5 separate regions of the Mus musculus genome follow, and all the other regions are linked to region 2. Evidence: chromatin loops called from intact Hi-C (ENCODE). Cell type or tissue: heart. All regions are shown on one strand. Each heading gives the region's core, and the rest is flanking DNA. Links, peaks and the distances in the headings are about the cores only. Region 1 holds the start of 4933427D14Rik (RIKEN cDNA 4933427D14 gene). Region 2 holds the start of Cyb5d2 (cytochrome b5 domain containing 2). Region 3 holds the start of Ube2g1 (ubiquitin-conjugating enzyme E2G 1). Region 4 has its middle 6.2 kb from the start of Med31. Region 5 holds the start of Ankfy1 (ankyrin repeat and FYVE domain containing 1).

The links. A loop is a pair of places that touch in the nucleus more often than their neighbours do. Peaks named below come from ENCODE experiments on the same cell type or tissue, not always from the same donor. Only the 100,000 strongest peaks of a DNase experiment are listed, where the experiment ranks them.
Region 1: a loop joins it to region 2, with 2.4 times the contacts of the local background. A loop is called at or near these places in 2 of 42 quality-filtered maps.
Region 3: a loop joins it to region 2, with 2.8 times the contacts of the local background. A loop is called at or near these places in 6 of 42 quality-filtered maps.
Region 4: it touches region 2 in a loop (2.1-fold over the local background); 2 of 42 quality-filtered maps call a loop at or near these places.
Region 5: a loop joins it to region 2, with 5 times the contacts of the local background. A loop is called at or near these places in 2 of 42 quality-filtered maps.

The regions. Positions count from the first base shown.
Region 1 is chr11:72,203,232-72,209,160 of GRCm38, reverse strand. It overlaps 4933427D14Rik (RIKEN cDNA 4933427D14 gene), which reads left to right and starts at 1,679. Exons shown (of 19, transcript NM_001361564.1): 1 at 1,679-1,965. Txndc17 (thioredoxin domain containing 17) reads right to left here and starts at 1,607. Exons shown (of 4, transcript NM_026559.3): 1 at 1,393-1,607; 2 at 827-908; 3 at 356-431. The coding sequence starts at 1,537. In heart, for the core only: a CTCF peak has its summit at 2,533; DNase peaks (open chromatin) are centred at 1,640, 2,590 and 2,770; H3K4me3 peaks cover 3,113 bases; H3K27ac peaks cover 2,239 bases.
Region 2 is chr11:72,792,810-72,798,738 of GRCm38, reverse strand. Cyb5d2 (cytochrome b5 domain containing 2) reads left to right here and starts at 2,900. Exons shown (of 4, transcript NM_001024926.3): 1 at 2,900-3,226. The coding sequence starts at 2,977. It overlaps Zzef1 (zinc finger, ZZ-type with EF hand domain 1), which reads right to left and starts at 2,513. Exons shown (of 55, transcript NM_001045536.2): 1 at 2,089-2,513. The coding sequence starts at 2,442. In heart, for the core only: no CTCF peak of the experiment used is centred there; DNase peaks (open chromatin) are centred at 2,598 and 2,988; H3K4me3 peaks cover 2,309 bases; H3K27ac peaks cover 1,977 bases.
Region 3 is chr11:72,603,962-72,609,890 of GRCm38, reverse strand. It overlaps Ube2g1 (ubiquitin-conjugating enzyme E2G 1), which reads right to left and starts at 2,630. Exons shown (of 6, transcript NM_025985.4): 1 at 2,256-2,630. The coding sequence starts at 2,301. Gm51906 (a long non-coding RNA gene) reads left to right here and starts at 2,728. Exons shown (of 4, transcript XR_003949712.1): 1 at 2,728-2,950. In heart, for the core only: no CTCF peak of the experiment used is centred there; DNase peaks (open chromatin) are centred at 1,390, 2,050 and 2,710; H3K4me3 peaks cover 2,846 bases; H3K27ac peaks cover 2,539 bases.
Region 4 is chr11:72,218,810-72,224,738 of GRCm38, reverse strand. No RefSeq gene overlaps it. Among named protein-coding and RNA genes, the nearest start is that of Med31, 6.2 kb to the right of the region's middle. In heart, for the core only: a CTCF peak has its summit at 3,277 (motif pointing left); a DNase peak (open chromatin) is centred at 3,208.
Region 5 is chr11:72,686,224-72,691,970 of GRCm38, reverse strand. It overlaps Ankfy1 (ankyrin repeat and FYVE domain containing 1), which reads right to left and starts at 1,969. Exons shown (of 25, transcript NM_009671.5): 1 at 1,937-1,969. The coding sequence starts at 1,946. It overlaps Ube2g1 (ubiquitin-conjugating enzyme E2G 1), which reads right to left. Exons shown (of 6, transcript NM_025985.4): 6 at 5,490-5,747. In heart, for the core only: no CTCF peak of the experiment used is centred there; a DNase peak (open chromatin) is centred at 2,010; H3K4me3 peaks cover 2,687 bases; H3K27ac peaks cover 2,340 bases.

The sequences.
Region 1 (5,929 bases), core at 265-5,264, 590 kb after region 2:
TCAACTCTTTAATTTAGGATTCTAGGGGCAGGGCTGAAATAGAGGGAGAGCCCTTTTAAGCCTGAAAAGTGGGTTTAGAAAACATTGACAAAGGTGCTTTCAGAAATGAGTCAACTTTCTTCTGAAGACAGAATCTTAAAAGTGGCTTAAAAATACACCCCAGACACTAATATCTGCATTATTAATAGTTTGTCAGGATTGGCAGAGGAATGGACACCAACTTGTGTGTTTCTGATGCACTCTGAACAACAATGTGATGTTGGAAATCAAAGGTCAAGATCTTTTCAAACTTGACTCAAAAAACAACTTGAGTTTTAACTACATTATAGCTACAAACATAAAGGTAGACACTTACTGTTCCATATTTAAGTAGTGTAGGCACTGCGGTTATTTTCAGTTTTTGTCTGAAGTCATTATTTGGGTCTTTCCAGCTGTTCCAAAATGAAACAGATAATGAAAAATACTACTTGGTTCATTACAGTTTACTCAACAGTTGACTTATATATAATATACTTGTAACCACTGCTTTTGTTAACCTTTAAACATTTTGAGAACTGTAACTTATGTGTCACTTTCTGCAAAGTTTAAAGTGTGGCTAAGATAAAACAAATGTAAAGTCAATAGAGTTCTGAACTTATTCCAGACCCAATTCATTAATGATGATATGTGGTTGAACATAAACTGTAAATATGAATTCAGTAATTCTAATTGTTTAGCTTATCAGACAATACCTAAAACACAGAGCCTGACCAATTATCTGAGGTCCTTTTTACCCAGCTTTTTAATAATATAGTCCATGTCTGGAGATACGGTATACATGACTTACTAAGGTTTGTCTCCTACTTGGCAGTAGATGAACACACAGTCTTCGGTAACATGCTTCAGCCCCTCTCGAATGACTGGCTCAGCTTTTTAAAAGAGTTAAAAAGTAATTACACATCAACTGCGATAGCCCACGCCCTCCCGTCCCCAGTCTTAGACTTTAACCGGTTGTAAGATAGGATGTTAAAGTCGCGTGTCCTCTGGACTCGTGAATCACTTAAGTCCTAGTCCTGATTGTCTTTAAGACACAATCAGAAAACTCAGCATACATATATGATGACGGAAAGATCAACTCCTGAGTCTGGTCTTTTTTTTTTTTATGAGACACTAATCGTTTGGGGAACTGAGAATTTTAAAGAACCTGGTTCCAAGATCCGAATCCATGATAAAAATGAGGGTCATCCTTGGGTGGGGCAGTAAGGGCCTAACGAGAGACGGGGTACAGCTCAGGCGCTTCTGCGGGTCTGCAGGACCAAGATCCTCATCTCATCCCACTTTCTGACTTCAGCAGGGGCCTTCTTCCTAGCACTGCTGTGGCGCAGCAACCCCCAGTCCTGGTCCCAGCCTCACCTTCCACGCAGTCCGGACACCAGCTCTTCCCTTCGGTATCCTTAGAACCGCTGAAGTAGGCGAAAATGGTCTTGCCCTCATGCTCCTTCACTGCCTTGTCGAACTCCTCGAAGCCCAGCACGCTCACCTCCTCGAAGGTGGCCATGGGTACAACAGTGCGGAGAGGAGCACGGGAGGAGCCCTAGGGTCCTGCGCCCCCAAGGCGGGGCCCAAGTAAGGCGTGGACAAGGTTCCGGGTGGGCGGGGCCGCCGCAGCAGAGTGGTGCTACGGGAGCCTTGAATAGCCATAACTCCTTAGGGCCGTCCTTTTGGTCTGCTGGAGTTTCTTTTTGGCGCCAGTTTCCCTCAGACAACTAGACGCCTGACCTGGTCTGGTCCCCACCCTGGCTTCATGGACAGTGACGGCAAAGCCCGTCGCGGTACAACACCTTGATCCTCAAATGGCTCAGGAAGATCAACGGCTCCCAAACAGCCGCGCGCCTGTTGCCATGACGACTGGGCGAGAGGCCGGAAGCGAGGCCTAGCGTGGGGTCGCCTTACGATCTCTTGGTGGCCGCGCCGCGCCCAAACCAGGTGGGCTTGGGCCGGAGCTGGGGGAATTCTGGGAAACTGCATTAGACAGAGAGACAGTGAGAGACCTCGCCCCAGGCTTGCCTTGCAGCTCCGCCCCTCCTATTACCTTTCTATTTGTCAGACTTTAGGGGGGCCGGGGCCGGGGGCGGCGTCCGGGATCGGGCGGGGGTTTGGAGAGAGCTGGGAGGCAGAAAGGCAGCGAGGACTGGATCCGAGTGTTGTGAGTGCGTGTGCGGGGGAACAGATGCAAAGAGAGCGTGTCTGAGGTTGCATTGGGGAAAGGAATTGTCCAGGAGCTGCGACGCCGGCACGGGGGCCCTTGCCCGGGCTACGCAGGTGTACACTGGCAGCGAAGATGCCGGCTCATTGCATGAGGGCCCGCAGGTTGCGTCGGGGTGTTCGGCCTCTGTGGGCGAGGAGGTGGGGTGCAGGGTTATCCCGAGGCTATGGAGTAAGGCGCCGGGTGAGATCTTCAGTGCGGCGGATGCTCTGTGCAAACATAGGGTGGCTACAGAATGGTCAGCAGCCTTTAGAGAAGAGGACTGCGGAGCCCGCAGTCCCCGCTAGGGTGAACAGGGCCTTTGGGATACCTGGGACTGCAGGCTCGGTTGAGGCAGCAATGGACCCCAGGACAGTGTGGGTGAACGGGACTGTGGGCGAGCCCGAGGTGGTTGGGCCTGCTGGGTCTGTGTGGGTGACTGTATCTGGGGAGGAGGAGCTAGACAATAGGAGCTCTCCAAGCTGTGAGAGAAAAGGTCGTCCAGGAACACTTGGCCATGAGAGCATCCTGGAACTGTGGTTGAAGGTGCAGGCTATGAGGGTAGCGTCGGGATGCTGGGAAGGAAGCAGAGTGGAGCTCCATCCCGTTCCCGTGGGAGAGGGGCCGATCGAGAAGGGTATTCCTGGGCGAGCTTCCTGGGTAGAGACCAGCCGAGGTGGTGTCACCGGACCCTGGGTGAGAGGCAATACTAGGACATTCCCCCAGGCCTCAGGACTGCCCACAGCTAGGGGAATAGGGGCCGGTTGTGAGAGAGTCTCTATCCTTTGTAGGCAGGGACAAGCTGGGAAGACACCACCTCCTGTGGGTGGACCTGAGGTAGTAGAGAAGATAGACTGTGTTTCCTCTGGACCTTGGGAAAAAAGACAAACTGTGGTGGTGCCTGAGGCCATAGGATGGTCTCAGGTCTTGAAAAGGCCCAGAGCTGGAGAAGTGAGGGAATGTGAGGGTACCTCATGTCTCTGTGGGGGAGGGCAGTCAGGGCAGTTTTCTGGGGCTCTGGCAGAAGGAGCTGAATATGGGCATATGTTATGGGAAAGGGGGCTGATGGAAGGGGGCCCTGATGCCCTGCTGGTACTACCCAGGGCCATGGAAGATGGAACTACCTCCCACGGGGGCCCAGGGTTGTGGCAAAGGAGACAAGAGATGGAAGATATAGGTTCTAGGGGTATTCCTGGTCTAAGGACCATGGGACAGCTTGTAGGAGTGCCTTGTGCTAGAGAAGAGGAAGCTAGATGTGGAGGTGACCCGGGGTCATGGGGTGCAGCACAGGCTGTAGAATTGTGTGCTTCTGAGGAGCATGAGATAGGTTCTCGAGGTGCCCAGGGCCTGTGGGGTATAGAACAGGCAATGGGAGCACCCAGGGCTTTGGGGAAGGAGGCAGATGATGCAAGTATTCCAGGACTGTGGGGAAAAGGACAGTTGCCAGGTTTGCAGACAGTGGTGGTACCAGGAGGTAGGGAAGAAGAAACCAGCTATGACGTTTCAGGCCTGTGGGAGAGGCAGCAGTCGGCTCAGGAAGCTCCTCTGGCTGAGCCATTGCCGGGGCCGGTTATGGAGGAGACATACAATGGGAATCCTCTAAGCCTGTGGGAAAGGAGGCAGGTCATGAGGGAGCCGGAGGCTCAGGAGCCTGCAGCTTTAGGAATACATGGGGCTGTGGATCAGGATGTCAGATGTGGCGCTCTCTCCTGTCCGTGTGGAAGGAGGCGAGCTGTGGGATTGACGGAAGCAGTTGTGCCAAAGCACAGGTGGGCCACAGAAGGCGTACCCTCGGCTCTGGGTGTACCTGCTGCCTTGTGGGTGTGTCAGGAAAGCAGCTCTACAGACGGGGTGAACCTGCCGGGAAGAACTCAGGTTGCCTGCGCGAGACCTGTGGCTCCTGAGGAGTGCTCATCTGTGCTAGAGGATGCTGAACCTGGGGCTCTCCCATGTTCATGGGGAAGGAGACCGGCTATTGGGGTTCCCCTGGCTCCTGAAATACCTGGTTCTCTGAAGATAGAGGCTGGCTCCAGAAGTTTCTCAAACTTATCAGGAAGGAGACAGACTGTGGGTATACCTGTGACAGTAGGGGTATCACCAGCTGGTGTGGGCGTGGCTCTCAGGGGATCTGGTTGTGTGTGGGAGCACAGCTGTAGGAGAGCCTCAGACTCAGGAGGCAGGCCACCTACAAGGGTACCAGTGACTGTGGGGCTCCCCGAGTCCATGGGGGATGCGACACTCTCTGCGGGTGTACAGAGAAGACAGCCTGCTGTGATGCCTGTGGCTGCTAGAATTCCCACAGCCGTGGGAGAGACCACAGCTTCTGGGCTCTGTGGGCCTCATGGGGTAGTGGATAGAGGCTGTGGAGAAAGCTCGGGGATATGGCAAAGAAGACAAATGACCGAGGTACCCACTGCTGCCAGTGTCCCTGAACTTGAGAGGGAAGCAGGCTCTGAAGGTATCTCTGATCTGTGGAGGAGACACAGTGGAACAGTTCCCGAGGCAGGGAGGGAGGCTTTGCATCCGGGGAGGGTTCCCATGGTCAGACATGTCCCTGCACCAGTGTGGGTGGCTGGGCCCTCTGGGGAGGAGGCAGATGAAGGTGTCTCTGACCTGACAGTGGTTAGGAGACCGGCCACTGAGGGAGTAAGGTCATCAGGGGAGGAAACAGTGAGTAGAGGGAGCCTGGGACTTGTAGGGAGGGGCCAGGCTGTGGAAGTTTCTTACACCGGTGAGCTTGGTACCAGAATGTGGGTCAGTTCAAGATCTGCAGGGGAGGTAACAACCTATGAGAATCTTCCCAGAGTATCTGCAATGAGAACAACTGTGCCGGCAGTTTCAGGGGAGGAAATAGACATTGGCCATTTCAGAGATGATCTGCAGGGGAGTGGGAAGAGAGCTGTGGGAAGGATTCCTGAAGCTAGAGTGACAGTGGATGCTTTGGGAGAGATGGGGGAGGGTGGACTGAGGGGCACCTTCCAGTAGATACATAGAAAACAGTTGAAGATGTCCTGGGATTCTGGGAGGGAAGAGGCTGGGGAAAGGTTTGTCTTGGGCGTAGATGGAGGAACTGATGTATAGGGACCTCATGATTCCTGGAGAGATACTTTGTGGCAGACATCACAGGGTGTGTAGGGTAACAAATTGGGAGACTTTTGGAAAGATGGGGAATGCATTACAAGGAAAGGGCTATCCCAGGACTTTTTACAAGAGAGTGGTGTGGGTGGGTGTCCTTGGACTTGTGTGTGAATGTGTGTGTGATTGTTGACTTGAGGTGGACAGCCTCAACTCTGCAGCTCATTCTGTGGCTTCAGCTCCATCCCTGTGGTGCTGGCAGGCCATTGGCATTGCCTTCCTTGTGTGCCTCCATCTGCTTCTTGGATCATGTCTCTGTAGTCTTGGGAACGAGCAATCTTGTACAGCTGTCTTTATGTTCCTGCAAATGCATCTGCCTTTAAGAGGATCCAGTCTGTAAACTTTGGATTATTTTTTAAAAATTTAAGCTACTTTTTTTCCTCTTAACCTTGAACTTCCCAATTGATTTCTAGAATTCTTTGAGAACAAATTTTCCAGTGTATTTAAAACTTATAATTTCTCAGAAAATAGCTCAATGCAACCATGTTGCATTAAATTGTTTACTGTGTTCAAAGTACTGCTTGTGGGAAATAAAAGAGTAAGACAAGGCCCTCAATTCTCAAGGAGCCA
Region 2 (5,929 bases), core at 687-5,686:
GTGTGTGTGTGTACTTGTGTGGAGATGCAGTTCGAGGCCAGAAATAGGTGTTAGATCCTCTGGAGCTGAAATTAAAGGCAGCGAGTGTTAGAAACTAAAGTCAGTCCTCTGAAAGAGTAGCAGGTGTTTTTTTGTTTTTTGTTTTTTCTGACCACACAGCATTACTAGATTCTCCATCTAGTAGACATCTGAAGATGTAATTCCTCTCCTCCTGAAAGCACTGCTCCCTCCTCCTACATGGTGTCTTCTTGCACTTTCAAATCTCCACTGAAATATTGTTGGAAACCCCTTGAGACCTTAGAAGAGGTTAAATAACTCCCTATATTCTTTATGCTTCCTCTTGGCTCACAGTCACTGTTAAATTAGAATCTAACTGTTCTACTATATCACTTACACCATAGAAGCTCCTATCTGCTTGTTGAACTGTCATCTGGAGGGCTGGTGTTGAATTAGTGAATAATGCCACAACCCTTGAGGGGTTTTTCTCAGGTGGCTCACTGGATTTCTTGGCCTTATATTACATGACCTCTACAAACCCCATAGATAATTCTGTTCCTGTCAAGACACTCTCACTGTGTAAAAGCTGTTTGTCTTCATTTGCCTCTAAACAAATCTAAGAAGTGTCACCTTCTTGATCAAGTCTGCACAGTTCTTTTTACCAAGGTTTCATATTCTCATAAAAGATGTGGGTACTATAATGAGCATATTATGAGTATTCTAGGTTTTTTTGAGTCAGAGACTTGCCTGCCTCAGTCTCTTAAGTTTTGAGAATCATGTATGTGTGCTTCCCAGGAATATCCTGGAAATTTTATTTTAATAAAGACCTTTTACTAACTGTGTGTGGTTATAATGTGAATGCATATATGTTTTAGACCTTTGAGACAGTCCTTCTCAAAGTGAGTCTAGCATAGGCTGTACTCAAACTATGTAGCTTATAATGGCCTTGAATTGATCCTCCTGCTATTGCCTTTCAAAGTCTGGTATTACAGTCTTGTATCACCGTATTTTTGAGAGTTAGAATGCACTAAAGCAGTTTTTACAGGGAAACTTACAAAATATATTATGTAGGCATTTTTATCATTTGCAGGCGACATTCTCGAAATATTTCAAGAGCCTCTGATTTAGAGGAAACAGAACTTTTAAATTATGTTACAAGTGACTGTGGGTTTCTTGCTTTACACACTAACCAATCAATGACTGACAATTTTACATGGCTTACTCATTAAAAACCTTTTGTCCTAACATTGTGGAATTAATAAGACTTCAGGGAGCAGGATAATAGGGACCTAAGGGAATGGGGTGGGAATCAAGAGGTTTGTGAGATACTCTCAACTTTGCTAGTGAAATGATTTATAGGCTAACTCTGGGTCAGTTTTTTCCAAACCATAAACCAAAATGTTCAGTAGAGATATGAGGAGAAATTTCATAAGTACAAGAAAACTAACGCTTCCCTATCAACTTTAGGTTTGATAAGGTTTCAAATGAGCCTGGAACAAGTTCTTCAATGATTTAAAATCCAGTGTATACTTGTTAAAAAAAAACAAACAAACAAAAAACAACCAACCAAACAAAACCTAGTATTTTATAGTCATGAACGGCTTGCAGAATGAGTCTTTTCAGTGTAATGTTACCCTCCTTCCACATTAGACTCAGATGGTTCTCTACAAGATTCCTGCACAGGCCAGTAAAACAGAATGGTTTTCATGGCCACTCCCTTGATCTTTGCACATCCTTTCTCGTAATTGTCTTACTCTGATAAGGTCCAGCAAGCAACTAAGCCTGTCAACTGCACAAATGTCTGCCTACCACATGCAGAGACTTTTTTTTGGCTTGCTCCTCTCTTCGGAACAAAGCTAATGTAGCCTGGACTTTCCACACCTCTAGTAAAGGCGAGAGACGTAGCAAAATTCCGTAGTGATGCACTCCGAAAGAGTTCGGACAACGCCATACTTCCATTCTAAGAACCCGAGGACCCTATGGCTTCCTGGCTGGCCTCCGCAAAGCAACCGCCCACCTCTTCAGGACCTTATTGGCGACCACCCTGCTCCCGCACCGCTGTCGCCAGCCAGCCAGCCAGCCAGCCCTGACCTCCTCGAACTGCTCGCCCGAACATCCAGCGCCGCGAGCCTCCAGCAACTCCCGGAACTGCTCCAGGGTGACGGACTCTTCACCGCGGCCCAGCCGCTCTTCCAGCCAGCGCAAGAGCGCGCCGTGGTGCCTCGACACCAGGGATTCGCAGGGAGGTGCGGGCCGCAACGCAGCCGCTGCCTCTCGCAGCCGAGCGGGTTCCAGGAGTGCAGCGGCGGAAGGCAGCACCGCGGCCGCAGGGCCGGGGCCGGGGGTCGTGCCAGAGTCGGCAGCCCAATCTTGATGTGGGCTCCAGCCCTCACCCCCTGCGGCCGCCGCTTCGTCTTCGCTGCTGTTACTCGGAGCGTTCCCCATGGGGTCTCCGTCTTGGGTGCTCGGAGGTGTCGCCGCCGCCGCCGCCTCCCAGCCACGACCTGTCAACCTCCGACAGCTCCTGGCGGGCGGGGACGGGGTGGAGACCACAGCGGCGGCAGTGACTTCCGGCTTCCTGGCTGTCGAGCGAGGCCTGATGTCGCAACGGAGCCGTCAAGCGGATTCCATTTGCTCACGACAGCTTAATGAAGCCCGGGAACCCACCCGTTAACGTATCCGTCTAGCCGCCTCTGCCGCCATCTTTGTTGAGGGCGGATAAACTGTAAGCCAGGACTTTTTGTTTGTTTGTTTGTTTGTTTGTTTTTTCTCTGTACTGTTCCCCTTTTCTGCTCCACGCTTCACGTTCAGAATCTAGGCTGGACAAGAAAAGAAGAAAGAGTCGGGGGCAAAAGAGTCAACTTTGCTGTGAAGTCTGTCAGTGTCGCGCTGCCGACGTCACGGCCGGCGTCTCTGCTGTCTTAGTGGTGGCTTAAGAGGTGGCTACCTCCGAAGCGTGTCTGGTGTGTTGCTGTATAGATGCTGAGGATATGCGGGCTTGGTGTGGTGCTGAGCCTGGCCGTGGCGGCGGTGGCTGTCATGGCCGTGTGGTTGATGGACTGGTGGGGTCCCCGCCCTGGTATTCGCCTCTTCCTTCCCGAGGAGCTAGCCCGCTATCGCGGCGGCCCAGGGGACCCGGGCCTGTACTTGGCACTGCTCGGCCGCGTCTACGACGTGTCCTCTGGCAGGAGGCACTACGAGCCTGGGGCGCACTATAGCGGCTTCGCAGGTATCGGCGAGGCTCTCACACCTTTTCCTCCTGCGTGGGCTCGTAGCCACGGCTTGCGTTCGTCCAGTAATTTATTCCTCCGCGCCTCGTCATCCCACATTCCTCAGACTGCTGCGGTGGGAAGGACACGGTCCTGGTTTGCAGCTTGGACGCAACTGTGCTAGTTATGTACCCTCCGACTCTGTCTGCTGCACTGTGTGACTGATTCGGAGAAAGATGTGTCTTGTTAGGTAGTGGTTACACTCAGAAGTCTACCTGGTCTCTAGAGCTACCGTGCTTTCAGGCTCTTTAGACTGACCCGAAATAACCTTTCCTCCGCCCGCCTCCGTTTCCCCTAATATAATATTTGAGTCTTTTTTAATTCTAGTAGATGCACTTGTCTGCTTTTCTTTAAAAAAAAAAAATGAGAATCAAGCGGGGAATGAAGTTAGAGCACAGGAAAGCAAGTATCTTTTGTAGTATTAAAATACCTACAATAAACCAGAAGTGGTGTTTTAACTGGAGTGGCTGAGACAGGAGGATCTCTTGAGCTACAAAGATCCATTGAGCCAGGAATTTGTGGCCAGGCTGGCTCTAAAACAACACGAAACAAAACTTCTGACAAAATTTGGTATATTAGCCTTCCTAAGAACATTTATCAAATTAACTCCATTCTGCTGTGCTCCCGTTACCCCTTAACAACGGAGGGGATCGGAAAATGTAATTTGACTAAAAGCCTTAACAAGATATGAGAACTACCAACCTAATAGCTTTTAATTTTTATTTTATGTGTATGAGTGTTTTACTTCCTTGTACAACTCTGAACTACCTGTGTACTTGGTGCCCATCGAAGCCAGAAGAGGTTTTCAAATCCCTGTAACTAGTAAACATGGTTGTGATCTGGGTGCTGGGAACTTTGCTTCTCTGGAGGAGCATCCACTGCTCTTAACCAGTAAGCCAGCTTCCCAGCTACCAATTTTAAAGGTGTTGTTTTTCTAGCCAAGGAGAATACCTCTCTCTTTGTTTATTTGGGAAGGAAGATCGCAGGGCAAGACTGGTAACTAGACTGACAAAAATTTCAAGCAGTCCACCGGTCATTTAGGAGAATTAGGAAGCTACCTTTAAATACAGATCACTCACTTCCTTCTCTCCAGACTTTTCAAACAGTCTAACCTGGGATAGGACCTACCCAAGGACATGGAGAGTTAGAAGCAATGCTAGACTGGAATCAAGAGTTTTTTCTTGCCACTTGAGTGCACTTTAGGACACTACTAACATCTGGTATAGCTGTCATGGATGCATGCACAAGTGTGAACATACATGCTTCCATTTCTGGGCTAGTATGCTCTAGTAGCTTTTGCGTTCTGTGCATATAATTTTTGAGCTCCATTTATTGACTACTACCATGGGTCCTCCCTTGGCCAGGTGCTGAGGAATCCAAGATGTGTCTGACTGCCCACACAGTCTATTAGGGAAGCAAATGTACTCATTTATATAGTCAGTACTTATTTTTATTAAGGCACAAGTCACAGAAAAGTCTTTATGTTAAAGGCACAGAGACAAACAAACATTATCATCACCTAATTTCAGAACATTTTGCTCATCCCCAAGGGAAACTACCCATCATCCACTCCTCTCCATTCTCTACCTCCCCACAACCCTTGGGAATTCCTGTGTACTTTCTCTTCCTATGGATTTGCCCCTTCTATGAATAGAATCATATACCTCACACATGTCCTTTTCTTTTTTCTTTTTTTTTTTTAATTTATTATTATATCTAAGTACACTGTAGCTGTCTTTAGATACACCAGAAGAGGGCGTCAGATCTCATTGCGGATGGTTGTGAGCCATCATGTGGTTGCTGGGATTTGAACTCAGGACCTTTGGAAGAGCAATCGGTGCTCTTAACCACTGAGCCATCTCTCCAGCCCCACATGTCCTTTTCTAGTCTAGCTTTGTAAAAGTAACTTTTATTCACCTGATGTAATTGTCACCTGGAAGGCTTACTGTCTCCTGCTAACCTAGGCCTAGTCCTGGAAGCTTCTAGCTCCCAGACAATCTAATCCGGGCCTAGAATGTTTTCAGCCTCCAAGACTTACTCCTATATAAGCTCACCCTTTCTAGTTCTGTTTGAGCTCTGGCTGGCTGGTTCAACTCAACTGTTAAAGCTCCAACTCCTTTCCAAGCTGACTGATTCAATCTGGCTTCTCTCTCGACCTCTGACTCTATTGCTCAGCTTGGCCTTAAACTAACTCTGGCATTCTTTTCTAATCTGGCTCCTTCTCATCTTCTGGCTCATTCCGCCTTTACCTGTATCTAGTCTGTTCCATCTTTCACTTATCTCTGTAAAACTGCCGCCTTCCCCTCTGCTGCCGGGCTGTTCCTTCTTAGGTTGCCTCTTTTTCCTCGTGAGAGTTGGGCAGATCCTGTCTCTGACTCATTCTGTCAGATATTTCCCTGATTTGTCACTTTGTCAATTAGAAGTCACTACAAACTAACTTTACCTTCTTTGGGATTAAAGTGTACTAAGGGTGTGGCTGTACTCCAGCCTGAGCAGCCACGTTGCTGGACTAAAATTCCTCTACATGACTTTTACTCAGTTTAGAGATTTTGAAGTTCATCCATAGTGTTATCAACATGCAGCCATTTAAAAAAAAAAAAAAAGACAGGTCTTACTATGTTGCCATGGTTGGCCTGGGACTCACTATGGAGATCATGCTGTCC
Region 3 (5,929 bases), core at 679-5,678, 190 kb after region 2:
ACCTAGTCAGCTCAATTTAGTATTTTTAAGGCATTTATACAAGTTCATTCATTTCAAGATTATATTTTACCATTTACTATTTTCAAGTGATAAGAAAACTCATTTAAAAATGCTAAAGTAAAAAAGAAAAAGCCTTTATTTTTAGGTGCTCATCCAGTCTTCTCAAATAAATTTAATATTTTCACATTTCAACCAACAAACTTTGTTCCATACATTTTGAGAAAGTTAAGTATCCCTAAAATATGATTTAAACTATTATTTATTATTTCTGTGGAAAATAAAATAAATAAACCTAGTATGGTGGTACAGGATTCAAATTCCAGCTCAAAGAACAAGAAGGTGGGGGGCAGGCACTTGGAAGGCAGAAGACAGATCTGTGTTAAGTTCAAGGCCAACCTGATCTACATGGAGTTCCAAAACAATCAGGGTTATATAAGAGAAAACCTGTGAGAGAGAGAGACAGACAGACAGACACAGAGAGACAGGCAGAGAGAGGCAGGCAGGCATATTTCTGTGAGTTCCAGACAGTGAAGGACTCCTTAGAAAAACTGTCTAACCTCAGCACCCCCCCAAAAAAAAGATGCTCACAAATGGGTCTTATTTTAACATAGTGGTATTGTTAAACTGTAAAATCTTTTGCACCTTTAAAAATGTATGTCATTTCCACTATGTAAGGTTATCCTTTTAATATTCAGTGTTTACCGTCTATTTAATAATTTGCCACATAATAAAAATTAATGCAGATAGTTGATTTTATTGTTAGTTTTTGTTTTTGTTTTCTGAGACAGAGTTTCTCTACATAGCCCTTGATGTCCCAGAATCCACTACAGTAGACCAGGCAGGTTTCGATAAAGAATTCCTACTAAGTCAAAAATTTTAATTCCTTCATCCAAAACAAAAGGCGAAAAAGACCTCAGAAAAAGAATGTTTTTAAATAAGATGCAATAAATTGTTTAACTTCTTTCGAAAATATTTCTGATGGGGATTCTAACTTTTCCATCCACTTCAAATTGCTGTCCCACCTAGAATTTTAATACTTGTCCAAACCTGTTAGCTCATGGTCTAATAATAAACCTAATTATACAATCTGTAACAGCCCCTGTCGACCTTTTCCTTAAGAAGTCATAAAGGTGATTTAGCTGACACCTCAAACTCATAGAAATCTATTTCATTTATCAACATTCCGGCTTTCAGAAAGTTTAAAAGGGGGGTGGGGGGAGAGGACTGGCTACAGGTTGAGGAGGGGTGAAGTCGCCTGAACCAAGCCAGGCACACGCTTGGCGTAGGACAGCAGGGCTAACTACCGGTTCATTTCTCTTTAAATCTGGCAGCACGTGGGGCGGCATTGTGAAGGCACCAACCCGCCTCCTCCCTCCCCCCCTTCCACTCCGCACACGTACGCCTCCAGCGCGCATGCTCCGCTCACACAGTCCTAGCAGAGTAGGAGCCAACCCCCTAAAAAGTCAACCTGGAAGCCGCAAACGGCCAGAGGCCGGGACAATGGGGGAGGGGGACAGAGACTCCACGGGGGAGGCACTGAGCCGCCGCCCCTGGCCAGAGCCTAAGGCGGGCCGCAGCCCGGTGGCCGCGAGCCTGCGCGAAGGAGCCCGAGCCGTGCCCACGGAGCACAAAGCCCGGGCCGGCCAGCGAGCCGCTCTCCCCAGCGCCCGCGCCCACCCTCCCCCAGACGGGCGGCGCAGCCCGAGCTCGTGCCAGGCGGAGGCAGGCGAAGCGGAGTCGCGCTCCCCGCCGAGCCCCCCGGTGCCCCGCGTCAGCACCCGGGCCAGCCCCGCCGTCGCTTTTGTTGTCTGCCCTAACTCCGCGAACCCCGCGCTGCCGGGCCAGAAGTTTGGCGCGCCTCCCCTCTCCGGCCCCCGACACGGCTCGGACTCACAGCCGCGCGGGGACCCCGCAAGCTCCCGGGGTCCCCGAGGTTCCGCGGCCTCCGCCGCACCTGAGCCCGGGATCCGCCCCTCAGGGAGGGTCGGCCCGACCGGGACCCACGCCCCTCCCCCGCAACGCCCCAGTGCCGTGGGGGAGGGGGCAGCCGCCCAGGGCGTCCGGCCCGTCCGAGGGCGAGGCTGGGGAGCGTCCCCGCCCCCAACACCCTCCACAGCCGGGCCAGGAGTGTCGCCAGCTCGCCGCGACTCGCGGGCTCCCACCCTCGCGGCCCGCCACCACCCAGCCTCCGAGCGGGCGAGAGGAGGCGAGTGGCTCGGCAGTCCGCGATCGCGGCCCGGCGCCCCGCCGCTCACCTGCCAGCTGTCTTCGCAGTAGCAGCGCCGACTGCAGCTCCGTCATCCTCCCCACCGAGAGCCCGGGCCGCCACCGGGACTTCGACGGACTGGCGACAAGCTCTGCCGGTGCCTGGAGCTAGATGTGTGTTGAGGAACCCGGACCGGAGCGCCGAAGCCGCGGGGAGGCCGGTCTTGGGAGACCCGAGAAGCACCTCGCCGCCTATGCGAGTCCGCTCCGCTCGGCTTTCCTCGCTCAGCGCCTCACGCCCGGAAGGGGAGGGTACCCGGGCCGCCGCGGCGCGCACTGGGACTTCGCTCGCCCGCTTCCCTCCTCTGCCCGCCCGTCGGCCCCACCGGTGCCTTCCCCCGCCACTGCCTCACTGCGCGCAGGGCCGCTCCGCGCAAGCGCGCTGAGCCTGCCTCCTTCAGAAGCAGCACTCCTGCTAGCCCGACCCCTCGGCCCTGCTGCCCCGCCTCCGGCGGTGGAACCCCGCCCACCGCGCGCAGTGGGCTCAGCCCCGCCATCTTGGGAAGGTCCACGCCCGCCCAGCTGCGGAAGCGTCGGCTGGTAGACGCCCCGCGGACGCCATGACAAAGAGGTCGCGGAGGGTCAGGACGCTGCCTCCCGGTATAAGCAGGAGGTCTAAGCGTGATGGGACCAGAAGTGGTAGATGTTGGCGAGGACCCAGCAGCCATCCAACACTACATCGGAGGTGTGCGAATTAGTCATTGTTACAAAGCCGAATTTAGTACTGGTGTGCACCATTTTAAGCAGCCGCAAAATAGAGTGCATGGTGATAATTCATAAAGAATGCACAGAATGGTCCTTGAAATAAAAATGTTATGAGTCTCATAGCAGAAAACGTTTAAGTAAATAGTAAGACTGAGTAAAGTGCAGAGTTGTGATTAGCACAACCTGATAAATGGTTCGGATTCAGGTGGTATTCTCCTGTAATCTCAACACTTGAGGCTGAGGATTAGAAGACCCAGGTCCCCTTCGCTGCACAGTGATACCCAATCTCCGTCTGGGGATGAGGATCCATAATAGATCAGACTCCTCTAGAAAAGGCACCTACTATGTAAAGTCCAAGTGTGAAAGCCGAGATTAGGAAAAGTCAACCTTATCCAACCTCCTTGCCCATTTCCCAGTTGAGTGCTTTGTCAACACTGTAGCAATAAAGAAACAAAAAAGGGAAGGGGGAAAAGTAACATTGACACTCAATTTTGTTTCTTCTTTCTTTCTTTTAAAGATTTATTTACTTATGTATATGACTACACTGTTGTTCTCTTCAGACACACCAAGAGAGGTCATAGGATCCCATTACTGATGGTTGTGAGCCACCATGTTGCTGAGAATTGAACTCAGGACCTTTGGGAAATCAGCCAGTGTTCTTAACCGCTAAGCCATCTCTCCAGCCCCTTGCTTGTTCTTTCAATAAGTGTTTGTTCAATCCCTACTTCCCTGTACCTGGACTGTAGAAAACAAAAACTGTGCATAGGAAATCAGGTCCATTTCTACCCACAAAAGCATGAAGCTTCTGTGAACTCCAAGTAAAGTGAACAAGAGGAGCAGATTCCGTTAGGCATGTAATAAAAATTACTGGGCAAGCAGGCACAAGGCCCTGGCTTACCTCCCTAGCACTGTCCCACCAGACCAAAGAAACAAACATTGAGTGAATCTGCCATTTTGAAATACTGCCCACCTAGGGACTAATCCAGCTTTATGGTTGGGATAGGGGAGGGGTTGGTTTTTTGTAGTTGTTTTGCTTGTTTGTTTGTTTGTTTTGGTTGGTTGGTTTTGGTTTTTTGAGACAGAGTTTCTCTGTATAGCCCTAGCTGTCCTGGAACCCCTCTGCAGACCAGGTTGCAGGTTCGAACTCAAGAGATCTGCCTGCCTCTGTCTGGATTGGAACTAAAACCATGCCCCACCATATCCCTCTGTGGGTTTGTTTTTAAGGATTTTGTTTTAATGGGTATATATATGAGCCGGGGTGAATTTATGTGTACCATGTGTATGCCTGGTACCCAAAATCTGGAAGAGGACATCAGATGCTCTAGAATTGGACCTGCAGAGGGTCTTATGCTACTTACTACACGATTGCTGGAAACCATCCTATCCTATGTGTCCTCTGAAAGAAATTTTCTTTTTTTTTTTAAGATTTATTTATTTTTATTATATGTGAGTACACTGTAACTGTCTTCAGACACTCCAGAAGAGAGTGTCAGATCTCATTACAAATGGTTGTGAGCCACTATGTGGTTGCTGGGAATTGAACTCAGGACCTTTGGAAGAGCAGTCAGTGCTCTTAACCACTGAGCCATCTCTCCAGCCCCGAAAGAAATTTTCTTAATCCTTGGCCATTTCTCCAGCCCCTGTATTTTTGTTTTTAAATACATTCATTATGTAGCAATGAGCTTCACTAAGACATTTTTTGTATATGCACTTTGCTCGTGTTCACACAGATTCTTAATTACCTTCTTGTTCCACATCGCTTTCCCACTGGTTCCCTTCCTCTTCCAAAAAATCATTCCATTCTACTTTCAGCTCTTAATTTTATTGAAACTAAGATTCCACATGTGAGAAAGAAAACACTCATTTGTCTTTGAGTCTGACTTATTTCATTTAGCAAGATGCTGTCTAGGTCCATCCATTTTCTTTCAAGTAACTTTTTCTTTTCTAATGATTTATTTTTAAATTATGGATAAGTGAGTATCTTTGTGGATGTATATGCACCATGAGTGTGCCCTGTCTCTGGAAGTCAGTAAAAAGATCCCTTAGGAAATGGAGGCACAGGTGGTTGTGAGCTACCTTGTAGATTCTGTTAATCAAACTCAGGTCCTTTAACTACCATGCCATCTTTCCCCCCTTTATTTTTAGGTTTATTTTTGATTTGTATATTTGTTTGTTTTGAGACAAGGTCTTTCTACATATCCTTGGCTGTTTCTGCACTCACTGTATAGACCAGACTGGCCTTAAACACACCGAGATCCACCATCGTCTGCCTCCTGAGTGCTGGAGTTAAAAGGTGTGTGCTCTAGGTTTGTTTTTTAGAAACTTTCCAACTGACTTCCACAGTGACTGCACTAATTTACGTTCTAGCAGGATAAGGGTTTCTAACTCATCTACCCATCCTCAGCATTTGTTTTTTCTTTATGTAGCATGCTCGTGCATGTGTGCCACAGTGCATTTGTAAAGGTCAAAGAACGACTTCGAGGAGTCAATCTTTCTTTCTACCTCACAGATTTCAGAGATGAAACTCAAGGAGCCAGATGCAGTCATTTACCCACTGAGCTGTCTCACCCTATTTGTTGCTTCCTTGATAACAACTAGGGAAAGATGAGCTCTCAAGTTTAGATTTGTATTTCCCTGACAGCTAAAGATATTTAAACAACTTTTCATATATATATTGAAAATTATCTTATTTGTCCACTTGTTGATTGGATAAGTTTTCTGGGTTGACTGGTTGACTTTTAAAAATTATTTATTGCCAGAAGGTGGTAACATATTCCTCTAATCCTGACACTCAGGAGGCAGAGGCAGGTGGATCTCTTAAGATGCTACCTGGGTTTCTGTTGTTGTTGTTCTCCTTCTTTTATTCCTCTTCCTCCTCCTCCTCCTCCTCTTTTTCTTTGTTGTAGATTCTAGCTATTAATTATGTGATGTAAGGGCTGGAGAGATGGCTCAGCGGTTA
Region 4 (5,929 bases), core at 578-5,577, 570 kb after region 2:
CCAGTGAGTCCTGAATGGGCTTCCTAACCTTGGTGTGTGCCAGGCCAATCCAGGCCTTTCGCCACACCCAAGGCCAGCTACACAAGCAACTGGATTATCAGTCCTTTAATTCAATGGGTTTAAACCTTTGACAGGCCCACTCTGGACTGCATAAAATATTGGTGAAGTCACAACACTGAAATAAAAAATGAACTATCACAATGATACAAACCCGTGTTGCTATTCTTTCTAAGCTCGCCTTATATTTCATGCCTCAGCTGGGGAACTAGGGATTCTGTTAACACAGTGGGGAGCTGGGCCACCTGTAGGTGACTTCATTTATCTGCAGAACTGCCCAAATGTCTCAAAGGGGAGAGAGGTGTGAGCAGCTCTTACAAAATGCTATGCTGGGTCACTCTTAGGATTTTGTAGAGAGCCCCAACTCTAGAACCTTCCCAGGGCACAGACTGCATAGACCCCGTGTAGACCCACTGAAAGGTCCCACCCATCGTCCTTTTCCGAGGTCTTGATTTGATGGGTGATAAAAGATGGAACTGATTCACACTGGAACTTACTACTTTCGATTTTTGTTTTGTATTTTGAAGCCAATGAGCTTTTCCAGGTCTTGAATATTTTTGTAGGTTCTTGGCAAATTCTTGACAGGATTCCAACCTGTCTTAAATAATGGATAAAGCAGCCTTGGGGTTAGGAAGCCCATAACCTAGGAGCATACATTTTTAGGAGCTTTAAGGCTCTTTCTCCTGGTCCTTTTACAGCACAATGTGAACAGGCCACTGGGTTTCCACTGCCAACTCTGCTGATGAATGGGGACAGTGCCCTGCAGATGACCCAAGCTGCTGTGTACCTGGCAAGGGATTTTAGCTGTTTCCTCGCAGAACAAAGGGGTTAGAGTAGCTTGGTGATTTTTGGAGTATTGTATTTTAGCGCCAGGACCCTTGTGTAAATGAAATCGTATGAAGCACAGAGCTGAGCTGGGGTGAACAGATTTTTCAGTCTAACAGATATGCAGATGAATTTGTGAGGGAATTCAGGGGAGTTCCACCAAGGATCTGCAAAAATGCACAGAAGGCATTTCTCCAGATGGCAGGTGTCTGGTATTCTTGGACCCATGGAATTTTTGGACCCTCGAACGGATCTCAGCTCTCAAGAATGCTTGAATCCTTGAACAGATTGGTGGCCAGGCATGATGGCCATTTGCCATATAAGGAACTCAGGGATTAATGCCATAATCTAAGTAGTCAGGAGGCAGAGGCAGGCTAAGCAGGCTGGTCTACACAGTGAGACCTCTATCTCAAAAAGAGGAGGGGGGGGAGACCGAGAGGGAACATAGTGGTTTTCATACCTCTTTGACAGTAACACACATTTGTTCTGAAACACAAGTTTCCTTAATATATGTCCTTACACTGTAAAAAGATTATCCATACATGGTCACGGGCAGGGATGTTGTATAAATACAAACCACAGACTTCTTTTTGGGGACCAATTACCTTACCAATAAAACACACGAGCAATTTTCTGACGGATTTTAACGGGACTACCACCTCTTCTGAGAAACCAATTACTTATGTACTCAGTTCCTGTCAATCCTGTGAACAAATGGCCCGTAATGTCTTTCAACAAGTCTATCAATCCTTAACTCGACTTGAGGCTTTCTTTAGGTTAATAATGCTGTCACTGTCCATTTCTTGTCACATGTCCTATTACTAGACACTTGTTAGATGGCTTAGTAGAAGCCACAGTAAAAACTCTGGCCCTGGGCTGTAACTGAATTGTTCAGATGCAGGGGCCTTTCCTCTTCTCCTCCCTGCCCCAAGCAATGCGATAGGTTTTAAGTTCTTATTTCCTATTATTATTGTATGTATGTATGACAACTCCATGGAGTGACACATATGTCACAATGCATGTGTGGAGGTTGGAGGTGTGTGTGTGTGTGTGTGTGTGTGTGTGTACATGTGTGCAGGTATCAAAGGGGGCAGAAAAAGGGTGAGAGACCACATAGTGCCAGTTACAAGTTCCTGAGAGGTCCCCATGGTCCCCATGTACTCAGTATTTGGAACTGAAGAGCAGTACTCCTCTGTAAGAGCAATAAGTGTGCTCTGTCTCTCTGTCTCTGTCTCTCTCTCTCTCCACTTAAGTCATCTCTCCAGCTCACTTGTTTTTAAAAAATTATGACCCACTAAATTGATTTCTCCAGCCTTTACTAGTTTTGACTGGGAGGTCAGTTTATGAAAACAGAAACACTGCTGCCAATCATGAAATAAAACCAGAGAAGGAAACCAAACAAGAGAAGGGCACACAGTGGGACATGAGAAACTGTCTTTTTATATTTAAAAAGATGGGCTGGAGAGATGGCTAAGATGGGGTAAGAGCACTGACTGCTCTTGCAGAGGTCCTGAGATCAATTCCCAGCAACCACATGATGGCTCACAAGCATCTGTAATGGGATCAGACGCCCTCTTCTGGTGTGTCTGAAGACAGCAACTGTGTGTTCATATAAAATAAAATAAATCTTGAAAAAAAATGAAAATTCAAAGAGACAAGTGACCCCTGAATTTTAAGAATATGCATGTAGGGGCTGGAGAGATGGCCCAGTGGTTGAGTGGTGATCTTACAGAGGACCAGAGTTTGGGTCCCAGCACCCACATCAGACAGTACACAACAATCTTAAACTCCAGCTCCAGGGAATGCCACTCTCACTTCTGGCTTCCACAGGAATATGTACACACATGGCTTACATTCTCTCTCTCTCTCTCTCTCTCTCTCTCTCTCTCTCTCTCTCTCTCACACACATACAGATATCTTTATTTTTTAATAAGAATATGTACATATAACAAATGAAATCTGAACTTAAAATATTTACTACTCATAAACAAATCAGTAAGAAAAATGAAAAGAAAAACAAGCAAAGGGTATAAACAGGCAATTCAAAAGGAAAAGAAGGGAGGGAGGGAGGGAACCCATGTGACCATGACAAAGTGGCAGATGAGGAGCAGAGACTGGGATGACTACAGCTGAGAAACTCAGAAGGACCCTACAGAGCATAAACTGCAGACTCTGAGAACAGATGACCGGCTGCTGCTGGTGTTCTGAGGTTAGGTTTAACAAAACGAATTCCTCAAACAGAAAACTGACAAGTGTACTCAGCTACTAAGGGAAGGGAACTGCAGCAGCCAGGGTGAAGTGTGGTTGGTTCTGAGAGTTCACAGCATAGGAGGCACAACGGAGACAGCAGGCAGGAAGAAGCTACTCTGGTCTTCTAGAGAGAATGCGCCCCCTGGTGGCTAAATGGCAGAGCCACGCGTAGCAAAGCAGAAATTGAGGTTTGCAGCCAAGGGGTAAACTCTAACTGGTACATTGATAATCAGCACTTATATTTAAGCTCACACACCCTCCTAATCTTTTTGTACTTAACTATTTCTCACAGAAGAAAATGATATTACCATCTCCTCAAAAAGAAACAATGAGCCAGGCAAGTACATATATATGTAATCCTGGCATGCAGAGAGCAGAGACAAGATCAAGAGATCAAGGCCAGACTGGGCTATAGTGGGGGCTCTGCTCTGAAAATGAGAGAGAGCAGGTCAATATAGTAATTGTGTCCATGGCAGAGACTGTGTGATATGTTCTATTTCTGCACTATGATAGCTACCATAACGATCTGCTTACCACCTGAATATCCTGTTACCTAGAAAGAAAACGGTAATGTTAGTTTCCAGGACAAGCTATGTTAAATAATAAGGAAGACTTAAGGCAGAGGGGAATATCAGGCTTCTCTCTGGCTTGTTATGAGTATGAAAGTAACATAAGCTATGTGGTTGCCCTTGTTTACTGCCCAGAGAGAGGTTTCAGTGTGAGCACTGGGGAGGAGGGAGCTGTGGCAGAGTCCTCTCACGGTCCTGAGTTAAGGAGGGGTAACTGAAGGATGGAGAGCTGAAAACAGGGCCTCATCTAGAAAGAGAACTTCAGAGACTGCACAGGTGTCTACTGAGCATTCGGCTGAGCACTGACCACTGCACGTGCTAGGGCAGGAAACTGAGAACAAGGCTTGTCCCCCTAGCCAACACCTAACTTAGGGATATCCAGAGAAGACAGACCCAGCTTTTGTCTCAGAGAACATTAACTGTTCACTTAAAACTGATCTGGACTCACAGAACAGATTTAAAGTAGATATAAAGGACAAACTGCTTGCAAATAACTTGTGACTAATGCAAAGTTCAAGAATTATAAAAATGCCGGGCGTGGTGGCGCATGCCTTTAATCCTAGCACTCAGGAGGCAGAGGCAGGTAGATTTCTGAGTTCAAGGCCAGCCTGGTCTACAAAGTGAGTTCCAGGGCAGCCAGGGATACACAATGAAACCCTGTCTCGAAAAACAAAACAAGAACAAACAAACAAACAAAAAAAGAATTATAAAAATATGAAAACTAAACAACACTCAAAAAAAGTTAAAATTTACTATGCCTTGCATACAAATATCAATAACCAGGCATGAAAAGTAACAACCACAAAATACAACTCATAATGAGAAGAAAAATCAATTAATAGGCAATGTCCCAGAGATTGTACAGATGATAGGATTAAATAAAAATAAACAAAATCATTATTAAAACAAAATTATATATGTTAAAAGTAATGGCAGGGCAGGCCAAACATGCCAAAAAGATATAAGGAATTTGTGGAGGAATTTGTTTATGTGTGGAGGATATTTTAAAAGATTGAAGTTGAACTATGAGAGATAAAAATGTTTTAAGTGAAATTAAAAGAAATTTAAAACCATACATGGTATTTATGATAGGCTATAGATTATAGAAAAAACATTAGTATAAACATGAAGACAAAAACAACACAAAATATCCAGTGAAATATGAAGAGGAACAGAAGAACATCAGCTTCCCATGGCTTATCAGACCCACGATTTACACCCAGAGAGGGGCAGGGAAAAACAGTGGAAGGAATAATGGCCTCCAAATTTTATGAATTTTATGAAGACTATAGAGTCAAAGTTTCTAAGAGTGTAAGCAACCCCAAATATAGGACAAAGGAAAGAAATGACACCAAGGTTATTATTATACCAGGGTGCTCCACCAACAGTACAGAGCACACCTTGACAGAGGCCATGGACACCTTGGTGTGGAGGAACACAGGCGAGGCTGCTGCCACTGCTGCTGTGGGAACCAATGCAAATCAGGAGAGTCTGAGCAATGTCCTAAATGTGTCAAAGAGGGGAAGCAGACTTCCTAGCCTGTAAGCATGTGCTTCACATGTTCTCCTCCACAGCATCAGTGAGAGGAAAGGCCCGAGCGGTGACCACCAAGCACTGGTCAACGTCATGCTAAAGGCAAAGTAGCAAAGCCACTGCCAAGAACCTAGAGGACCACTGAAGACCCAAAAGACACTCCCGAGCTGGGAAGCCACTTGTAGAAATGCGCCTGCCTCTGCCTCCCAAGTGCCGGGATTAAAGGCCTGCGCCACCACGCCTGGCGGGACAGGTTTTCTGTTTTGTTTATTTCTGTTGTTTGTTTTTTTTACAGTTATGCAATTCTAAGCATTGATTATGGTGCCATCCAGGCCTTGGATATAAGCATTAGCTTTCTTAGGATGAGATCAATAGAACAAAGGAGGGAACAGGAATTCTGTAAAATCTAGAAAAAGATGTGAGAAAAACACCTCGTTAATTGAATTTCTGGTTCTTCCCATGGCCTGCTTAGTCTGGGGAAAGAGGATCCTGTCAATGCAAGCCTTAAAAATTTTTTAAATTAAATGTATGTTTAATGTTATATATTGATTTACTATATTTAAAATTGTATAGTATATACTTTTATGTCTATTATAAATTATTATGTATTATATATTAAACTATATAAAATATTATACACACATTGATATATGTGTGGAGGTCAGAGGACAACTTTTGGGAGTCTGGTCTCTCCT
Region 5 (5,747 bases), core at 1-5,000, 110 kb after region 2:
CCAAACCAAACAAAAACACATGCCAACATAAGAAACAAAATATCTTTAGTAATTTTGTTTTTCTTGCCATTCCTCAAATTTTCCTAGTTGAGTTCTGCAACATCATTTTCAACAGTCTTCACTGGGACTTAGGAATCTGGAGTGTAGCTAGGGTAGACTGAGGTCAGAGACTATCATCTCCCGATCACCTCATCCCTCCATCCGATTAATCCTGGAAAAATGTTTGGTTTGTCCTTAAGGTGTATTGTCCTCTGGCTAGATAGATGTTTCTAATCACCTCAAGGCAACCAAAAGTAAACACGCAGTGTACTAACCTTGGCCTGTATGAATTCCCCACAACTGGAACCTGAGCACAAACACAATTAAGTTCTCAATACAACTACGGACTGAGAAACTCCCTCCTCCACGACCTGAAACTTGGTCATGCATTTCCCCAACACGCAGATTCCTTCTTAAAGGCTCTACACTGCTCACGATCTCACATCGTGCCTTCCTGAACCTTCCTCCCAAACCTCGCTGCTGAGCAACAGGTACACAACATTCCGTGGTGTGCAAAATCATCTAGTTCATTTTTTGAACAGGGTTTCATGCACTCCAGGTAGGCTGTGAATGACCCTAAATTCCAGATCCTTCCAAGTGCTGAATGAAGGAACTACAAGCAGGCAGGCATACATCACCACACCCAGCACTTTCAGTCACTTCGCTTTCTCCTCCTCTGTTGGACAATGTTCACCACCTCCAAGGTGTTTAACAGATAGAAAAAGTAAAAATGAAAACAGAATCCAGTCCCAGCCATGAATCTGGCCTCAGTTCACTTAACTATAAAGGGCAAATAACACACCTGGCAGGCCTACTTCGTGTCACTCTTAAACCTAATTCAAATCTGAGAAGACTACACAAACTGTCACACTACCCAAATCTCAGATCAAGAAATGATGAGTTTAATCAACACTTACCAAAAAATACAAACAAAAGACAAAAACAAAATAGGCCAGGTCTAGATCAAGTAAATCTTCAGCCACTCAACAAAGTCCAACAAGAAGTATTTTTCTCCAACAATGGGGTACACAGGAGAAGCACACCGGCCAGGTCTAATATTGTCTGATCACTACTAGGTAACTCACTATCTCAGGGCTTTCACCCCAACTCATACAGTAAAGCTATGGCAAGCAAAGATCCTAACATTATTCCTTAAGGGAGGCTGCACCTGAGAAACCGGATGCCTTTACCTGCAATGTCGTAAAGTACTAAAAAAGAGACGAAGGACTAAAGCAGGAGGTAAAGGAACCGAAGCCTGGCTTTAGCACACCTCTTTCAAGCAGTGTGACCTTGGTCAACTTCCTTACTGAGGAAACATCTCCTTTTGCCCCTTTGTAAACCTCAGAGAATCTGAGCGTGCCCACATTTGCTAGGGCTGCCAAAAAGCTTAAAGACTATTACAGCGCACGCCCAAGAAGCCCGTCGTCCAGCTGCAGTCCCGGCTCTTCCAAGGAAGAGTCCCAAGCTCTTCCGCAGGCAAGAGATGCACCCTTCCGGATGCAGGACCTGCCATGACAGCAGTTTCGATTTCCTAAGGAGAGGGGCACTTCCCTCCCCGTTCCAGCATGGCTGGCACAAGAAGCTCCTCTACAGCTTTCTCGAGTCCCGCGGGTGCATTCGCTCCCAGGACCCGACCCCTTTCTCGTTCTGAGACTACCGGGATCGGGGTTGGGGGCGGGGGGTGACGAGTGAAGACAGACTGCAGGAGGGGCGTTGCCATAGGAACGGCGCTGAGAACCCCGGCCCGGGGAGCCCCGAAACGCTACATAGGAAGGCTCGCGAGACACGTGATGCACCGTACGACCACAGCCGGACAACCCTTCCAGGGGCTTCTGTGCCCGGCCAGTGGTACCCCTATTGCTTCGCGTCTTCCCGTGCCACCCCACAAAAAACCTACCTTCCGCCATGTCGGGCCCGGCCCTGCCTACAGCCTCGCGATAAATGCCGGCGCAAGGGAATCATCAAGTCTCGCGAGAATGGATGGAGGCGTGGCAAAGGGAGGAGCCAGAGCAGACAAGGGGTGAATGAAAGTGGAGCGGGAAGTTGCTCTAGGCGGGAGGTCCGAGTCCCACTTCGTTTTGGAAGGTTTGACAAGCGCGGACTGGGCTATCTCGTACTCCAGGCGATCGTCAGGGTAGAGCAAACATGGACTATTCTGAGGCAGGGACTGCGGATCTTTAAGTTACTTTGTAACCACGTGGGACGCTGTCCTAATACTTAAATGATAGCATTTCTCCAGGGCTTTGGGAATTTTTATGGCTAAAACCAGACAACTTGGGTTATCAAACAGGCAAACACACTGGTTACAAATATAGGGGTCGCAAAAACTGCAAATCTCTATACAATTTTATGTAAGCAAAATTGTGAGATCCCTGAGGTCAAAGTGGCAAAGCCAAATAACACTAGGAGCTAATAACGGTTGACAAGGCCATGGAGAAGGAATTCAGATTGTAAACCAGGAGCTTAAACCTTTTGTGAATGTGAGAATGATTAGATGATTTTTATAATAGCAAAATAGAGGGCTGACAATCCTAGATAGTATGCCTTTTTTGGCTGTGGAGTAGGTAGAGTGGGGAATTGAGACAGGGTTTCTCTACATAATCCTGGCTGTTCTGGAACTTACTATGTAGACCAGGCTGGCCTGACACTGATAAGAGACCCTAGTGCCTCTGCCTGGAGTGCTGCGATTAAAGGCAAGTGCCACCACACTTGACATAAATACTTTTTCTTGGCCCGGGTAACGAATATGTACTTAGCACACCTGAAGCCTCCAGGTCAACAAAGGAGAATAGAAATAATGCATCAACAGTTAAGTAGTGACTTAGAGAACAGTTAAGATTTTAGGAAGATCTGCCACAGTTAAAGAAAGCATTAGAGGGCAATGAAATGGAATAATGAAGGGATTGAGTTCAGATTATAAAAATGTAAGGGCAATGGTTAAAATTTTGAAAAGGGGACGACCCTGGCTGAAAAACACTTAGAAAATGGAAGAGAAGGACACTTAAATACATTAAGGATAATTATGTACTAAAAACTGATGTTCCGATTGTAGCAGACTACAGTAGTGAAGGAAATAACAGGGCAGTGTTAAAGTAGTGGCCCTGGATAAGCGACATGTGATTAAAGAAACAATATTTGTTAGTTTCAATAGAAGTGCCTGAGCTCAAAGCTTCACTGCCTTGCTGAGGATGGTTCATAGGTGTGTCAAATGAGTTTTTGAGATCTTCAGGTGGCTAGATAAACCAGCTTTGAGCATAAACAGACTCTTCTATCCCCTAAAAATACTCAAGCTCCTAACATTAAAACAACTTAACTGGTTGGAAAGTGCTGTCATATCTGACATCTGTTTGCAGCATGTTTTCTCTTTGCCTTGCTTTGCAAGCCCAGCAAACTTAATCTGAGCCAGGTTTTTTGTTTGTTTTTGTTTTCACTTTTTTGGACAAGTCTCATGGAGTACAGACTGGTCTAGAATTACTGGTCCTCCTGCTTTTCCAAATGCTAGGGTCAGAGGTATCCATGGATGGAGGCGTGGCAAAGGGAGGAGCCAGAGCAGACAAGGGGTGAATGAAAGTGGAGCGGGAAGTTGCTCTAGGCGGGAGATCCGAGTCCCACTTCGTTTTGGAAGGTTTGACAAGGCTCCAACTTGTTTCTAGTTGAGATACTCTTGCCCTGGATTATCCTAAAAATTTGGCCAGATCCTTTATGATGCACAGATACCAAAATCTACTATCAAGAAACTTGCTTAATAAAAACATGGTTTCTAGTATTGTGAAGAATGAGATTTTGTGAGCATTCAAGTACTGTATTTCTTTTATAGGTTATGTGTGAAAGTGTAGCATGTTTGTGGAGGCCAGAGGTCAAGGTACCTTGCTCATTTGTAGTTCACTCATTTTTCTGAGAGCGTCTGTAGCCTCAGCTGTCCTGGAATTCCTGCTGTGGACCAGGCTGGCCTCAAACACAAGAGATTCACTCGCCTCTGCCTCTGGAGTGCTAGGATTAAAGGTGGTACACCCCAACACACCCAGCTCACTGTATTTTTTTGATAGTTTTTCACTAAAACTGGAGCTCAAATATATGGATTGACAGACCAAGAAATGCCTTCTGAATCTGCCTCTCCAGCACTGGAATTTAGATAAGCATTGCTGCGCTGGATGGAGATCTGAACTCAGGTCCTCATGCTTACATGGTAAAAACTTTACCAAGCGGAGCCATCTCCCCAGCCCTTCGTGTGTTTGTGGTGCTAGCTGGGGCTTTAAATACTTGGCAAGCCCTTTGACACTGGGATAACACCCTCACTCAGCCTCTCGATTAGATTCTGCTGCAGGAAGTCATTCTTCTTGTCTAGAACTTTCTGTGCATGTGTCTGGCTATTGAAAGCTGTTTAATTTACTTCCCTTATGTGAACAGGATTCAAGTCTGTGATCGTGTCACTAATGGTCAGTGTATAGGTACCAACTCAGCAAGTCCAATCCTATCTTGACAGCTGGACTGCACACCTGTAACCAAACAACCAGAAATACCACACCCATAAAGTAATTTTCTCTGCAAACTAAACTCTGGCAAGTTCTGCAGGCTTCCAGAAAAATGAAGTTTAAATTGAATGAGGTAGTTCCTCCTTTATCTTCCTGAGGACTAAGGAGAAAAGTTCCTTGGGAGCCGAGTGCCTAGCAGAAAGAACATACTACTAAAGTCAACAATCTATTCATTTGCATTTGAAGCAGCAAAACTACTTGTTATTTACCTCATGATTTGTACACAGAGTACAGGAGCAACATCCAGGTCCTTCTATAGCAATTTTATTCCAAATATATTTATCAGAGTTAAAGTTTCTTGTTTCTAATTTAGCTCTAAGATATCTGGCTGCATAGTCTTCCAGTTTATAAGGAAGAGGCCAAACAGCTACTAGAAACTTATAGATGTGCATAATCATCAATATATTAAGTTAGTTATCAGTTTCTACCACTAAATGCATATGAACTATCTGAGAACTCAAGACAAGTAGATACTATTATCTTTAAGAGAAAGTGTTAGTCAAATCACACTTGGCAGGGATGCCAATTTGTTTAGAGGGGAGGTGGTTTCATCCAGTTCCCATCTGAGTCTAGGTTCCTCATGAATTAGCTGATCTCTAAGGCAGAACCAGACTAGTTTAAGCAAGACAGATCCCCAATATTGTTCTGCCAAATGTTCATTTCAAACCTCTAAGTCACCATGAACAGAAACTCTGATAAAACAATAAAATGATGTTTGACTATGCACTGGAAATTTAAAGAGCATCTTATCAGACTGGAAGTCAAGTTAACTCTTGCTTTCAAATTCCTTCTTTAAATAAAGCTTATGGATCCATCAAAGTTTCTGAGTGTGTATCATTTGGTATTATATGCTGTTTCTATACAAAGCATCCCACAACTTGCTTGAGACCTGAAACCTAAAACCAAAATAGCTCATAATACAGCCTCTAAGTCATCATTTATTGATTTATAGAGCACCCATCACATGATTAAGGTGCTTTACAATACAGTAAACATCACAGAAAAAAAAAAGCTCACATAGTTAAATACAGTCAACAAATTACAGAACTAAAAAAAAAAAAAACTGGAATGAAGCAACATTATGTCAAACTTCAAAAATGTTGAGAAGTGGCAGTACAAAAAAGGGCAATTCCACCAACTAGAGACCAGACAATGATACATAGGCACCAAGACCCA